Linked DNA regions of Homo sapiens: region 2 is linked to region 1. A link is an interaction called in ENCODE POLR2A ChIA-PET data of the cell type or tissue named here. Cell type or tissue: A673. All regions are shown on one strand.

Region 1 (2,500 bases):
CCTGAACCTTCTAACTTGGTGGGATTTTTTTCTTTCTTTTATTTATCTGTTCTTTTATAATTTATGCCATACAGTTAGAAGTCACACTTGATGGCAGGTTTATCTTAGTCATCTTTGTACACCCAGCACACATGTCACAGGTTCTTAATAAACAGCTCCTGCAAAGGACTGAGTTGAATTTACTTTGCTTACCACTACTACAGATACGACCTATCAAGCATGGTGCCTGCTCTGGGAAGTCTTAGACACATGTTGAACGAGAGAAGACATTCAGAATTAATTAGATAGCCAATAAGAGCCTGTGAAAAGGTCCAAATTAGTGCTACAGACAGTGAGGACTAAATGAGTCCTTGGAGGACTGCATTTCATCTGATAGACTTGAATTTGGTCTTGGTGAATGGATTCCTTCCTTCCTTCCTTCCTTCCTTCCTTCCTTCCTTCCTTCCTTCCTTCCTTCCTTTTTAGCTAAACGCCCCAAGTTCCTTTAACCATCCCTCATATGACATCATTTCTAGATCCTTCCTCATTCTGATGGCCTCTGAGGACTTGCTCTACCTAGATGAGGTACCCTTTTTAAGTGCATCTCCAGAGTTGAGCACACTGCTCCAGATATATTTCCAGGCCAGAGGGCAATGGGACACAACCCTACCTCCCTTGTCCTGAATTTCTGCTTCTGTGAAGGCAGTCTGAGACCACACTGACTGCTGGCTTTTACAGACAGATGAACATGTGAACATTCCTGCCACTTTGCATACTGTGAGCACTTTGAAACTGTGGTTCTCCGCAGGCTTTTATGAGCACTAATTAATTAAGCATCACTACACCTTGGTGAGGATTGGGGAATCACTTCTTTTAGCATGGAATCACAGGCTGTTCCTGCATGGAATCCTAATATCATGCCCAGCTTTGAGACAGAGGGCTAAGACTATTGTATTCAATTGAAACTGCAGGGGGTATTTTAGGGAGGCAGAATGTAATTACTTTAGTTGGACTCCGGCCAGGATTCTGGAGTTAACACAACTGCTCTTAGAAAGTCTGCCATAAGATCTCTGGTGACCACAAATGGTTAGGTCTGTGGTTTTAAGTTTCATACAAAAGGTAAACAGCTCAGTGCAGACAGTGCCCCCTAACACCACGCGGGGCATCGATTCACATGGACCCGGAGAGGAGAGGCCACCTACTGAATGCGAAACACCATCTCCTGAAGTACCTACTTGTTCCTGGGAGGTCTCTCATCCTTGCACCAAAGCAGGCCAGCACTTACTTAGCTAGAAAGAACTGACAGGCTCACAGCACAGAGTGGTATGGCTGCCAGACTAAATTATGTGCTTGTCATTTTTCTCTGTGTTGTCCAAGATTCCAGCAACAAAACAGTAGGGAACTCCCCATACACATTTTTGCTCAAAACACATTGGTTTCTCCTCTCTGTAAAGTTCCTGGATCCCACAGTCCAAGTTAAACACAACTGGAATTTCCCTATAAGTCAAAAACAATATTAATTCTGAGCCCGCATATTTTTCTTTCTGTAGGGTATGTACACATTTAAACCCAGCACATGTTGCAGACAATCTGCAAATGGTAAAAAGCTCTGGAGGAACAAATAAAAAAGGAGAAATGCAAGAAAACATATTTTTAACAAGAGAGCAGAGGAGATTTGGTGGGATGTCTGACCCAGGAATGAGAATTTTCCTCTGTGGTCTGTTGAAGGAAGAGCAAAGGCTGGCATTATGCCACAGATTGATGGTTGGAGGTTTCTCTACTACACAAATCTTCAATGATGGTTCTTTCTCGGTGAGAAGCGAGGAGATTCTGGTAGACTATTAGCATGGCACATAGTTGAACTAATGAGTCCCTGACTCTGGCTATAAAGGAGATACTGACATCCCTGTTTATCTGAAGTCTCAAGACCACCATAGTCATCTTTTTCAAATTAAAATGGCAATACAAAGTTTTGTAAATGTTAGCTCTTCTAATTGACAGTGGCTTGTATAATTAAAATAAAGTCACTACTATTTTCTCTTGTTTTCTTTTTTATCACTGAAAGTTCATTTTTCAATAACTCAGACAAGGTCTTCATTTTTATGAAGACCCATGCTGACCCCTAAATATCTGATTTTTTTTTCAGTTAATGTTTGTGCCCATCTGGTTTGAATTTAGCATTCTTATGAGTCATTTCACTGTGATAGGAACACTCTGCTGTAGAAAACTTCTGTTAATATTTTAACATTTTAAATCAAACACCGCATAGAGCATTACCTAAGTCTCCTTGCAATTATGGAAAATCGTACCCTCTATTTGTTCGTGGTTCCTGCCTTTGCATTTATTTTCTTTAAATTGAACATAGTACATGGTAAATAAGTGCATATCCCATATGTGTGTTCAAATGCTTTACCATCTTGGGTCAACGTAGACTTTTGCAGCTTCCGAGCCTTCTGGAGGCAGCCTTTGCCTGAGGAAGGCTGAATAATTCTATAGGAAGTCAGATGGTCTTCACTTCTCA
Region 2 (2,500 bases), 470 kb after region 1:
AACAGACATTTTACAGAGAATTCCTCAGGACAATTAATAAGATGCTGCCCACAGAGGCACAGAGAAACTTTGATTCTGTTGTGCCTAAACAAGCCTTAAAAAATAAGTATCAAAATCCCCCTCAAGTAGTTTGGTTTTTATTAACTGCCCTCTCTTAAGGAGCTCCATGTACAGAACTGGAATCTGCCTTCTTTGTGTTTGTTTCATTTGATTTCTTTTTGCCCACATTGAATGGATAGGTGGCTATTTCTAAGGGATCTTTTTGACAGTACAAAATTATGACAGCCTAAGCTAGGCTGAGCCCCAAGGAAGGAGACTATTTGCTTGGGGAGGCAAGGAAGTGAAGACCACATCCCTTGTGAGAAATTAATTAGGTGAATCTCTTCAAAGATCCAAAGTCAAAATTGAGTCTGGACTAGGCTTTCCCATGACAAGAGGGAGGAATTTATTTGGAGATCTTCTTTATCAGCAAGATGGTTGTTAGACAGTGCAAAGGCAGAGAAAGGAAGTGACTTCAACCTCTTCCTTATCTGTAAAAAGCAATGATTACTCCCTGTGGTTGGGTACAGCCTGCCTTTCAAGGACTGTGGAGTTGGGCCAAATCAAGGCAAGAGTAGGAAAAGAGCCAAGTCTGGACTCCACAGCCCCTTCACTCCTCTCCTCCTCCTTTGTTGTGTCTCCTCATCCTGCTGCCCTCCAGGTACCCAAGAACCTCTGACACCTTACCAAATGCTCTGGGTCCCCCAGCCCCATTTGAGCAACTTAACCTGGGTCTTAAGAGTTGAATTGATTCTCACAAAATTCCCGTGTTGAAGTCCTAACCCCTAGTACCTCAGCATGTCACCTCAGCATGTCACCTTATTTTGGATATAGGGTTTTTGCAGAGGTCATCAAGTTAAAATGAAATCATTAGGATAGGCCCTAATCCAATATGGCTTGTGTCTTTATAAAAATTAGAGGCAGAAACTTATACAGGGTTCAGAACACCAATGTAAACATGAAGACAGCTATCAACAAGTCAAGAAGAGAACCTTGGAACAGATCCTTCCTTCACTACACTCAGAAGGAACCAACTCTGCTAATACCTTGACTTCAGACTTCTAACCTCTAGAACTGTGAAACACTAAATTTCTATTGTGTAAGCCACTCAGTTGGTGGTCCTTTGTTATGGCAGCCCTGACCAACTATTATACTACTGAGCTATATAGCTCTTTTTGCTGTGCATTTGGTTTCTAAAGTGTGAAGCTCCAACCTAAGGGAGACTTGGAATTCTTGCCAGCTTGCTAAGATTTATATAGTCATGTGATCCTTAATTTAGAGCCATGTAAATATGCCGTGAGGATAACACATATAGATTGCTCAATGATTGTCCTTTGCATTCCTTTCTAGATTTAACTCTCTCTCTCACTCTCCCTCCTCTCTCTTTCTCTTTCTCTCTATCTCTGTTTCTCCTCACCCTATTCTAGCTGTACTGAGTACTGATCTACTCATTTCCTGGAGGGAAACCTGTCCTCTCACTACAGAACCTTTGCATATGCTCTTCTCTCTACCTTAAAATACCCCCACATATACCAAGTTCTGGCCAACTGCCACTTACACCTTAGTCACGAAGATGTGCTAAGTTGCCACATGTTTGCGGAAGTTGTTGCTGAACTCTGCCAAGATTTAGCTAGATGCCCTTCCTATGTGACCACACAGCACCATGTCTCACTTTTTTTTATATCAACAAAAAATCTTTGTTGATCACCTGTTTACTTGGTTACTTCACCCATTAGACCAGGGGAAGGGCTATTCTATCTTTAATCTCATGTTTGCAGCACCAGGCTCAGTGGGTAAAATGAAATTCATTTTCAGACATTACAATAATGCATCAAAACTTTTTGTTCTTATGAATTTCTTTTCTTTTCTTTTTTTTATGGAGTCTCGCTCTGTTGCCCAGACTGGAGTACAGTGGCACAATCTCGGCTCACTGCAACCTCCACCTCCCAGGTTCAAGTGATTCTTGTGCCTCAGCCTCTATAGTAGCTGGGATTACAGACACACACCACCACACCTGTCTAATTTTTGTTTATTTAGTAGAGATGAGGTTTCACCATGTTGGCCAGGCTGGTATTGAACTCCTGGCATCAAGTGATCCACCCACCTTGGCCTCCCAAAGTGCTGGGATTAAAGGTGTGAGCCACCATGCCCGGTAAATTTTCTTAATCAATAGATATGAAATGACTATATTGGGAAACCTCAGATTTTTTACTTTGAAAAGTGGTCCCCATCCTCAAAGGTTTGGAAACCATTGCTCTAACACAGAGGTCCCATAGATGCAGTCTAAGGGCCTAATCCAGCCTGCAGAAAGGTTGGTTTAGCCAGCCCAAGGCTGCAGGTGTCTCTGGATGTGAACACCTCTCCCTGGGTGGTGTGGGCTCTGCAGGCACCACAGGCTTCCCATCCCCCCTGTCTTGCACTCACGCCTTTGCTCATCAGTGCTACCTATCTGGTCCCTGAG

Evidence for each region. ChIA-PET counts read pairs that join two places held together with the same protein. Peaks named below come from ENCODE experiments on the same cell type or tissue, not always from the same donor. Only the 100,000 strongest peaks of a DNase experiment are listed, where the experiment ranks them.
Region 2: POLR2A ChIA-PET joins it to region 1 with 8 read pairs; 2 of 35 experiments call an interaction of 5 or more read pairs at or near these places.

What each region holds. Positions count from the first base shown.
Region 1 is chr12:66,065,037-66,067,536 of GRCh38, reverse strand. It overlaps the pseudogene RNA5SP362. Among named protein-coding and RNA genes, the nearest start is that of LINC02425, 35 kb to the right of the region's middle. RefSeq lists an enhancer at 774-883. In A673, a CTCF peak has its summit at 1,135; DNase peaks (open chromatin) are centred at 356, 996, 1,736, 2,406 and 1 weaker place; H3K27ac peaks cover 2,500 bases.
Region 2 is chr12:65,595,775-65,598,274 of GRCh38, reverse strand. The region is part of intron 1 of MSRB3-AS1 (MSRB3 antisense RNA 1); the gene reads left to right. Among named protein-coding and RNA genes, the nearest start is that of LINC02454, 5.8 kb to the left of the region's middle. In A673, no CTCF peak of the experiment used is centred here; no DNase peak of the experiment used is centred here.